2 separate regions of the Homo sapiens genome follow, and region 1 is linked to region 2. A link is an interaction called in ENCODE POLR2A ChIA-PET data of the cell type or tissue named here. Cell type or tissue: B cell. All regions are shown on one strand. Links, peaks and the distances in the headings refer to the core of each region. The heading gives the core; the rest is flanking DNA. Region 1 overlaps RANBP10 (RAN binding protein 10). Region 2 overlaps CTCF (CCCTC-binding factor).

Region 1 (5,374 bases), core at 149-5,148, 160 kb before region 2:
CACCTGCCACCAGGCCCCACCTCCAGCATTGGGTATTACATGTCTACATGAGATTTGGAGAGGACAAACATCGAAACCATATCATTCTACCCTGGCCCCCCAAATTTCATGTCTTTCTCACATTGCAGAATACAATCATCCCTTCCCACTAGTCCCCCAGAGTCTTAACTCATTCCAGCATTAACTTAAAAAGTCCCAAGTGCAAAGGTAAGATGGTATTTATTAGTAGATGGCCTGGGAGCCTCTGCCTCAACTTGAGAATCTGAGTGGATTGTCTAAGGGGAGAGCAGCCAGAGGAAGCTGACACCCACATTTGGGTGCCATTCTACCTCCAGGTGTCAATGACACAGGGAGCAGCCCCACAGGAGCCCAGGTTGCATACTCCAATGAGATCACAACTAAGTCAGGGTTCAAAGAGAATAAGCCCCACTCTTCAAAGAGTGGGAGGAGTGAGGGGGTCTCTGGGGGCCTCACACATCATTACTCCCAGCTTTGTGTGGTTTGGGAGGCCAATGTGAATGTATGCGGGGAAGGTAATGAATTTTGAGACCCAGAGAACAAGCTCGTTTGAGCAGTCTTGATTGATGATCCTATGTAGATCCAACTTGGCTTTACCATGTCCTGGTCTTTGGTGCAGACTGGGTTCTCCCTGTGGAACAATCGTGCATTGCTCTGTAAAGCACTACCTAGGATTGAGATGCTTTAGGCACATCTTAGGAATAGATTCTGTGCCTTAGCTACAGCCAGAATGCCAAAGGACTGGAAGCCATGAATTCATGACACTTTCCTCTGAAATTGAAGCCGGTGGTTCATAGTGACACAACACACGCAACTTTCTGTTTTCTCTAGCTGGGTGAGGCACTAAGATGCTTTCCATTAGCAAATCAAAATGTCAGGTTTCTCCAAGAACCATTAGTATGTTATAAGAGCCTCTACATTCATTGCTTTTCTCATTTTTCTGTCTTTTACCAATAAATGTTTGAGAAGGGAGACGCATGAGCATTTGCTAACCAAAAATTTTGTGTTTTTTTTTTTTTTTTTTTTGAAGTTACATGGGAATAGGACTCTCGGCTCAAGGCGTCAACATGAACAGACTTCCTGGTGAGTCACTGTTTAAGAGAACATTTGTTCTGCTCTCCTGATCCAATTGGGGTTGAGAGTCATGGTGGTAGCAGAGAGGCTGGGGAGGACTTTGTTTGCTAGCTGCCTACCTCAAGCCATGCTACTGGTTGGAGGATCCTGAAAGGTAGCCCTTGGGCCAGGATGGTGTGCATTTCCATTCCAAAAATTAATTGACAAGTGATTGTCATTAATGGAATTTGAACTGTTTGCCATCAAAGTCAACTGACCTGAGTTTGCTCCAGGTAGGGATACGCGTCAGTAGCCCTTGCTCCCATTGGCCTTGCTGAGCAGACTCAGGCATGTACTGGGAGGAAGACTGCTGCCAACCTTGGCTCCTTTGTTACTTCATCGTGTTAAAGATCAAAGTTTTTGGCCGGGCACAGCGGCTCACGCCTGTAATCCCACTTTGGGAGGCCGAGGTGGATGGATCACCTGAGGTCAGGAGTTCGAGACCAGCCTGGCCAACATGGTGAAACCCTGTCTCTACTAAAAATAAAAAATTAGTCGGGTGTGGTGGCACACACCTGTAGTCTCAGCTACTTGGGAGGCAGAGGCAGGAGAATCGCTTGAACCCGGGAGGTGGAGGTTGCAGTGAGCTGAGATTGCGCCACTGCACTCCAGCCTGAGCAACAGGGTGAGATTCCGTCTCAAAAAAAAAAATAAAATAAATAAAAAAGATCAAAGTTTTTAAGTGACCTCCCACGTGGAATGTGATTGAAGCAATTTCTTTTCTTTATTTTTTATTTATATATATATTTGAGACAGGGTCTCACTCTGTAACCCAGGCTGGAGTGCAGTGGCTCAGTCACAGTTTACTGCAGCCTCGACCTCCCAGACTCAGGTGATCCTCAGCCTTCCTAGTAGCTGGGACCACAGGAGCTCATCACCATGTCCAGCTAATTTTTTGTAATTTCTGTAGAGACAGAGTTCTGCCATTGCCCAGGCTGGTCTTGAACTCCTGGGCTCAAGCCATCAGCCTGCCTTGGCCTCCCTAAGTGTTGGGATAACAGGCGTGAGCCACTGCACCCAGCCTTATTTTTATCATCTATTATTTTTCTTTTGAGACAGGGTCTCGCTTTTCACCCAGGCTGGAGTGTAGTGGCGCGATCTTGGCACCACCTTCTCAACCTTCTGGTTGGCTCAACCTTCTGGGCTCAAGTTCTCCTCCCACCTCAGCCCCTCAAGTGGCTGGGATTATAGGCATGTGCTACCACACCTGGCTAATTTATAGGCATGTGCTACCACACCTGGCTAATTTCAGCTATTTTCTGCCCAGCAGCTCATACCTAGACCTGGACTGGCTGCAACTGGGGAGACAGAGCTTCTGCCGTGAACTGATGGGTTCCAGAAAATGGTCTTAAGTCCATTGGTCCCTTGAATCAGCAGAAGTGACATGATCCAGGCTTCCCTGACACGTCATGGGGTCAGGAAAAGTCCTTGTGTTTTTTTCTTGGCCTCCTGCTCTTTGTGCCTATGACACAGAGAAGGCAGCTGGCTTTCCCCAAACAGGGAGTTACACTCAGACCTTACGTCTTTTCTAATCAATGTTTAATGTGAATCACTGATTTTTTTCTAGTAGACTGATTTCTAATACTTTCAATCTAGGATGCTTAGGATTCAACTAATTGTCAGGAATCTTACTTTTTTCCCCCTTTGATTGATCTGAGTGAAAACTGGTTTTTCATTGTTAATCAGAACGTGTGTGGCAGTTTTCTTTGCATACTGTGTGGCTGTGTTCTTTGTTATATGAGCATCTGGCCTTGGCTAAGTAGTTGTAGCTGTAGTATCTGTAGCTCTACCTCTTAATGTACAGGAAAAATAATTTCCTGTCAAGTGCAAACTGATTCTTAATTTTGTTTGTTTGTTCTAGGTGTGCTCTTTCAACTTTTGCACTGAGTTGGTAGTGGAGAAAAGAGACTTTTATGAGCTTTTTTTTGTTTTGTTTTTGGAGACAAGGTCTCATTCTGCTGCCCAGGCTGGAGTGCAGTGGCATGATCATGGCTCACTGCAGTCTTGACCTTCCATGCTCAAGTGATTCTCCCACCTCATTCTCCCCTTTAGCTGGCACTACAGATACAAGCTACCATACCCAGCTAATTTTTCATTTTTTGTAGAGGCGGGGTCTCACCGCATTGCCCCAGCTGGTCTCAAGCTGCTGCGTTCAAGCAGTCCTTCTGCCTCAGTCTCCCAAAGTATTAGGATTACTGGCATGAGCCAGCCTGCCTGGTAAGGACTCTTTTTTTTTTTTTTTTTTTTTTTTTTTTTTTGAGACGGAGTCTTGCTCTTTCGCCCAGGCTGGAGTGCAGTGGCGAGATCTCGGCTCACTGCAAGCTCTGCCTCCTGGGTTGGTGCCGTTCTCCTGCCTCAGCCTCCGGAGTAGCTGGGATTACAGGTGCCTGCCACCACGCCCGGCTCATTTTTTTGTATTTTTAATAGAAACGGGGTTTCACCATGTTAGCCAGGCTGGTTTCGATCTCTTAACCTCGTGGTCCGCCTGACTTGGCCTCCCAAAGTGCTGGGATTACAGGCGTGAGCCACTGCGCCCAGCACTTTTTTTTTTTTTTTTTTTGAGACAGGGTCTTGCTTCGTTTCCCAGGGTGGAGTGCAGTGGCACAAACACTGCTCACTGCAGTCTTAACCTGCTGGGCTCAAGCGATCCTCCCATCTCAGCCTCCTAAGTAGCTGGGACTATAAGTACATGCCACCACGCCCAGCTAGTTTTTTTGTATTTTTAATAAAGACAGGGTTTCACCAGGTTGCCCAGACTCGTCTAGAACTCCTGAGCTCAAGCAGTCCACCCATCTCGGCCTCCCAAAGTGCTGAGATTACAGGCATGAGCCACTGCTCCTGGCCGGGGACTCTTTAGGTACCAATTTGGAATCATCTGTAGGATATATTGGGAAATTAAAAATATAAAGCATGGAAATATATGATGTGCTACCAAATGTGCAAAAAAAAGAGAAAACAAACATATCTGTATTTACTTGTATATGTATAGATCATCTTTGGAAAGCTACAGAAAAACTTGTAATATTTGCTGTTCCTTGGGAAGGGATGGGTGGCGGGAGCCAGGACTGAGAAAGAAAAATTTTCACTCACAAGCCTTTGGAATTTTCTTTCTTGTGAATATGTTATCTGTTTTAAAAATATAAATGTAATTAAAACAAAATAAACCAAAGCAAATGGCCCTGTATCAGGAAATCCTCATGTTTGTCTTTTAGGTAGTCTTAGGATGTGGTCTGTTACGCCATGTGTTGGACTTAGTATCCTTTGCTTCATATGTTCTTTTTTTATTTAAAGACAGGGTCTCACTTTGTTGCCCAGGCTGGAGTGCAGTGGTGCAAACATGGCTCACTGCAGCCTCAACCTTGCAGGCTGAAGCGATTCTCCTGCCTCAGCCCCCGAAGTAGCTGGGACTACCGGCACATGCCACCATGCTCAGCTAGTTTTTGTATTTTTATTTTTATTTTTATTTTTATTTTTATTTTTTTTGAGACAGAGTCTCACTCTGTCACCCAGGCTTTAGTGAACTGGCACGATCTCGGCTCACCGCAACCTCCACCTCCCGGGTTCAAGCTATTCTCGTGCCTCAGCCTCCCCAGTAGTTGGGATTACAGGCGCACACCACCACGCCTGGCTAATTTTTTGTATTTTTAGTAGAGATGGGGTTTCGCCATGTTGCCCAGGCTGGTCTTGAACTCCTGAGCTCAGTCAGTCTGCCTGCCTCAGCCTCCCAAAGTAGTAAGATTACAACGTGAGGCACCACGCCCGGCCGTTTTTGTATTTTTTGTAGAGACAGGGTTTTGCCATGTTGCCCAGGCTAGTCTTGAAGTGAGCTCAAGCAGTCCACTCATCTCGGCCTCCCAAAGTGCTGGGATTACAAGTATGAGTCATCATGCCTAGCCGTATGTTCTTTTTTCTTTAATAAAAACCTTTTTTTTTTTTTTTGAGACAAGGTCTTGCCCTGTTGCCCAGGCTGGGGTTCAGTGACATGATATGGTTCACTGCAACTTTGACCTCCCAGGCTTAAGTGATCCTCTCACCTTAGTCTCCTGAGTAGCTGGGACTACAGGTGCACACCACCATGCCTGGTTAATTTTTAAAATTTTCTTGTAGAGGCAGGGCGCGGTGGCTCATGCCTGTAATCCCATCACTTTGGGAGGCCAAGGCGGGTGGATCACAAGGTCAGGAGATCAAGACCATCCTGGCTAACACGGTGAAATCCCATCTCTACTAAAAATACAAAAAATTA
Region 2 (5,374 bases), core at 53-5,052:
CGCCCAACCGGTTTTTACTTTTTTTTTTTTTTTGAGTCGGAGTCTCGCACTGTCGCCCAGGCTGGAGTGCAATGGCGTGATCTTGGCTCACTGCAACCTCTGCCTCCCAGGTTTAAGTGATTCTCCTGCTTCAGCCTCCGGAGTAGTTGGGATTACAGGTGCCCACCACCACACCTGGCTAATTTTCTGTATTTTTAGCAGATACGGGGTTTCACTATGTTGGCCAGGCTGGTCTTGAACTTCTGACCTCGTGATCTGTCCGCCTCGGCCTCCCAAAGTGCTGGGACTACAGGCGTGAGCCACCACGCCCAGCCACGGTTTTTACTCTTTAGCACTGTGCCCAGGATGGTAAGTACTCAATAAATGCCAACCAAATTGAATATATAATAGAAAGCAGAAAACAAATCAGCCAATTCATAGTTTTTGGCTCTTATATCTTGTGAATGGGCCGGGCACGGTAGCTCACGCCTGTAATCCCAGCACTTTGGGAGGCCAAGGCTGGTGGATCAGTTGAGGCCAGGAGTTCAAGACCAGCCTGGCTAACATGGCAAAACCCCATCTCTACTAAAAATACAAAAATTAGCCAGGCGTAGTGGTGTGCACCTGTAATCCCAGCTACTTGGGAGGCTGAGGCACGAAAAGAACTTGAACCCTGGAGGTGGAGGTTGCAGCGAGCTGAGAAAGTGCCCCTGCATTCCAGCCTGGGCGACAGAGTGAGACTCGGTCTCAAAAACAAAAAATAAAAAACAAACAAAAATCTTGTGAATGACATTACCTAAACAAGAGTAAAATAGGGGCCAGGCGTGGTGGCTCAGGCCTGTAATCCCAGCATTTTGGGAGGCCGAGGCGGGCAGATCACTTGAAGTCAGGAGATGGAGACAAGCCTGGCCAACACGGCAAAACCCCGTTTCTATTAAAAATACAAAAATTAGCCAGGTGTGGTGGCACATGCCTGTAATCCCAGCTACTCAGGAGGCCGAGGCAGAAGAATTGCTTGAACCTGGGAGGTGGAGGTTGCAGTGAGCTGAGATTGGGCCACTGTACTCCCTCCAGCCAGGGCAACAGAGCGAGCCTCTGTCTCAAAAAAATAATAATAATTAAAATAAAATAAAACATATATAGCTGAGTGTGGTGGGGTGTGCCTCTAATCCCAGCTACTTGGAAGGCTGAGTGAGGCTCGAGAATTGCTTGAAGCCTGGAGGCGGAGATTGCAGTGAGCCGAGTGCCACTGCACTCCAGCCTGGAGCCTGGGCGATAAGAGTGAAACTATGTCTCAAAAAAAAAAAAAAAAAAAACCCAAAACAAAACATTGAAGTGTTTTGTATTTTTGGCCAAGAATACAGCTCAAACGAAGCTTTTGTTAGTTCTATTAGACACACTTTTCTCCAATTCTCTGTCTAGGCACCTTAACATTGTATTATATCCATGATAGCAGTCAGAGAAGACTCCTTAAGCCAGGACCACCTGAGAGGCAGCACAAGAACTACTACAGAGAGAATGACATTACCTAAACAAGAGCAAAATAGGGGCCGGGCGTGGTGGCTCACGCCTGTAATCCCAGCATTTTGGGAGGCCTGGTCCTACATTCTAGGAGTTACTGTCTAACATAAAGGACAAAATAGGTAGCACAATGGTTCAAGGTGAAATTACATAGGTTTGGAGAAAGATAACATAACCAGGTGTGATAGAAAAATGCTTCATAAATGTGGAATTTGAACGGAACCCTGAAACGTGAGCAGGACATTTAAAGGCAGAGTTTGACAGTGGAGGGCAGAGGATGTATTCTGTAGGGGAAAGGTTTGGATTTCTGGGTACAATAAATACATGTGGGAATTAGTTATGAGTAAGAAAAAGAACTGGCTTAAAGCACAGGACAGAGGAGAGGGTAGTAAGACAGGTGAAAGATGTGCTGGTTGCCCCCCATAGTTTGGATGGTCTTGAATAACAAAATACCTCAGATGACTGGCAATGGAAAACCACTTATGCTTTCTGGGCAGAGAAGTAAAGATTCACTCATTTCACAAAGAAGAAGACTTAATTTCCTCAAAAAGTGTGTCTCTACTTTTGCAAAAACTACATGATGCACTTACCACCCTTCTGGCTCACAAAGCCCCTTCGTACCTGACCCCATGATAACCTATTCAGATTTATGTCTTGCCCTCTAGCACTCTCCCCTTCAGTCAAGCTGTCTTTTCATCCAGACACAGTTCCTACTGTCATCTCCCTGTCTTCACTCTGTACTTTACGTCTGATCCACTCCTCTCAACACCAGCTCATCCCTGGCACAACAAAGCTTTCTGAGGTTCTTGTGGCCACTACTTTGCTCCAAATGTGTTTCTGATAAAATAAGGACACAGTTTAGCACTTAAAATTTTCTCAAAACGATCTATTTTCCCAGTTGGGTGTGAAAGCTCTTTAAGGGCAAAAGCCGGGCTTGAAGCAACATATACTTTTGGACAGATTCAGCAAACCCCACCATCTGCCTGGAAAAAAACAAGGCTCAAGGTAAACTCCCGAGGTTGTTGGATTGCCAGTTTGGTTTATTCTTCCATTACCTTCTTTCTTTCATTAGTCCCTTGTTCTCAACAACCAAGAGAAAAATACAACAACATCCAATGCAAAGGCTTCTTACTATGCTGTTCCATGACAGTGGGGACAAATATAAAAAAATGTTACCGCAGAAGGTGGGGATCAAAGAACATTTGTAGAATGCTTTATAATTCACCTATAAATTAAAAATGAGCAAAGTGCTAGTATTTTTATTATAAGATGTCATTTAGGCCAAGCGTGGTGGCTCACGCCTGTAATCCCAGCACTTTGGGAGGCGAAGGCGGGTGGATCATGAGGTCAGGAGACCGAGACCATCCTGGCTAACACGGTGAAACACCATCTCTACTAAAAAATACAAAAAATTAGCCAGGAGTGGTGGCGGGTGCCTGTAGTCCCAGCTACTCGGGAGGCTGAGGCAGGAGAATGGCGTGAACCCGGAAGGCGAAGCTTGCCATGAGCCGAGATTGCGCCACTGCACTCCAGCCTGGGAGACAGAGCGAGACTGTCTCAAAAAAAAAAAAAAAAAAAAAAAAAAAATCCCATTTATACCTCTGATTGTAAAAGACTAAGCATAATCCTAACTATAATTAATTTTATATACTCAGTACTGTTCAGACAGATTATCTTTAGAATATAAATTCTCTAGGCTGGCACTGTTCAATAGAAATATAATGCAAGCCACAAACATAAGCCACATTATATGTAATTTTAAGTAAAAAAAATTCATATTAAAAAGTAAAAAAAAAAAACAAAAAACAAAAAAAAAAAAAACCCTGGTGAAATTAATTTTAGTAATCTATTTTACTTAACCTGGTATGTCCAAAATATCATTTCAAGGTTTCATCAATTTAAAAAATTGTTGGCCGGGTATGGTGGCTCATGTCTGTAATCCCAACACTTTGGGAGGCCAAGGCAGGTGGATCATGAGGTCAGGAGATACAGACCATCCTGGCTAACATGGCGAAATCCTGTCTCTACTAAAAATACAAAAATTAGCCGGGCGTGGTGGCGGATGCCTATAGTCCCAGCTACTTGGGAGGCTGAGGCAGGAGAATGGTGTGAACCTGGGAGGTGGAGCTTGCAATGAGCCAAGATCGCGCCACTGCACTCCAGCCTGGCAACAGAGCGAGACTCTGTCTCAAAAACAAACAAACAAAACAAAAACAAAACTAACAAAAAAAATTGTTATGCTTGAGACACAGACTTGCTCTGTTGCCCAGACTGGAGTGCAGTGGTAGGATCACAGCTCACTGTAACCTCCAACTCCTGGGCTCCAGTGATCCTCCTGCCTCAGTCTGCCAAGTAGCTAGGACTACAGTTTATGCCACCATGCTCAATTAATTTTCTTTTCTTTTCTTTTTTTTTTTTTTTTTGAGACGGGGTTTCCTCTGTTGCCCAGGCTGGAGTGCAGCAGAATGGTCATGGCTCATTGCAGCCTTGACTTCCTGGGCTCAGGTGATTCTCCCACCTCAGCCTCCCGAGTAGCTGGGACTACAGGTTCATACCAGGCACCAGGCTAATTTTTTTGTATTTTTAGTAAAAGTGGGGTTTCACCATGTTGCACAGACTGGTCTCGAACTCCTGGGCTCAAGTCATCTGCCCGCCTCAGCCTCCCAAATTGCTAGGATTACAGGCATAAACCACCGTGCCTGGCCTCTAATTTTTTTTTTTTTTTTTGAGACAGAGTCTTGCACTGTTGCCCAGGCTGAAGTGCAGTGGCGCGATCTCAGCTCACTGCAAGCTCCACCTACTGGGTTAACGCCATTCTCCTGCCTCAGCCTCCCAAGTAGCTGGGACTACAGGCTCCTGTCACCACGCCCGGCTAATTTTTTGTACTTTTAGTAGAGACGGGGTTTCACCGTGTTAGCCAGGATGGTCTCTTATCTCCTGACCTCCTGATCCGCCCGCCTTGGCCTCCCAAAGTACCAGGATTACAGGTGTGAGCCACCACACCCAGCCTTTTTTTTTTGAGAGGGAGTCTCCCTCTGTCGCCCAGGCTGGAGTGCAGGGACTTGATCTCGGCTCACTGCAAGCTCCGCCTCCCGGGTTCATGCCATTCTCCCACCTCAGCCTCCTGAGTAGCTGGGACTACAGGCACCCACCAGCACTCCCAGCTAATTTTGTTTTTGTATTTTTAGTAGGGACGGGGTTTCACCATGTTAGGCAGGATGGTCTCGATCTCCTGACCTCGTGATCCCCCACCTCAGCCTCCCAAAGTGCTGGGATTACAGGTGTGAGCCACTGCGCCCGGCCTAATGTTTTCTTTTTTTGTAATTTTTTTTTTGTAGAGGTGTGTTGCCCAGGCTGGTCTTGAACTCCCAGCCTCAAGTTATTGTCCCATCTTAGACTACCAAAGTGCTGTGATTACAGGTATGTGCCGTCGTGCCCAGCTATATCTTACATTTACAGCATACCTTAATTTGAACCAGTGAAACTCTAAATTCTCAACAGCAACATGAGGCTAGGGGCTTCCGTACCGGACAGCACAACTTTGTACTTGTTATTCAAAGTATGGTCTGAGGACCAGCAGCACTGGCTTCTTAAAAACACAGAACTTCAGGTCCCACCCTTGACCCACAGAATTAGATTTTGCAATTTAACTTTATACTATTACTGTTTCCCCATTAAGATTTTCTTCTCTTTTTTTTTTTTTTTTTTTGGAGATGGAGTTTCACTCTTGTTGCCTAGGCTGGAGTGCAATGGCGCAATCTCGGCTGAACACAACCTCCGACTCCTGGGTTCAAGCGATTCTCCTGCCTCAGCCTCCCGAGTAGCTGGGATTACAGGCATGCGCCACCACACCTGGCTAATTTTATATTTTTAG

Evidence for each region. Peaks named below come from ENCODE experiments on the same cell type or tissue, not always from the same donor. Only the 100,000 strongest peaks of a DNase experiment are listed, where the experiment ranks them.
Region 1: POLR2A ChIA-PET joins it to region 2 with 5 read pairs; 2 of 35 experiments call an interaction of 5 or more read pairs at or near these places.

Annotation. Positions count from the first base shown.
Region 1 is chr16:67,767,761-67,773,134 of GRCh38, reverse strand. It overlaps RANBP10 (RAN binding protein 10), which reads left to right. Exons shown (of 14, transcript NM_020850.3): 3 at 1,049-1,101. Among named protein-coding and RNA genes, the nearest start is that of RANBP10, 36 kb to the left of the region's middle. In B cell, for the core only: no CTCF peak of the experiment used is centred there; no DNase peak of the experiment used is centred there.
Region 2 is chr16:67,602,678-67,608,051 of GRCh38, reverse strand. The region is part of intron 2 of CTCF (CCCTC-binding factor); the gene reads right to left. Among named protein-coding and RNA genes, the nearest start is that of CARMIL2, 40 kb to the left of the region's middle. In B cell, for the core only: no CTCF peak of the experiment used is centred there; no DNase peak of the experiment used is centred there; H3K27ac peaks cover 885 bases.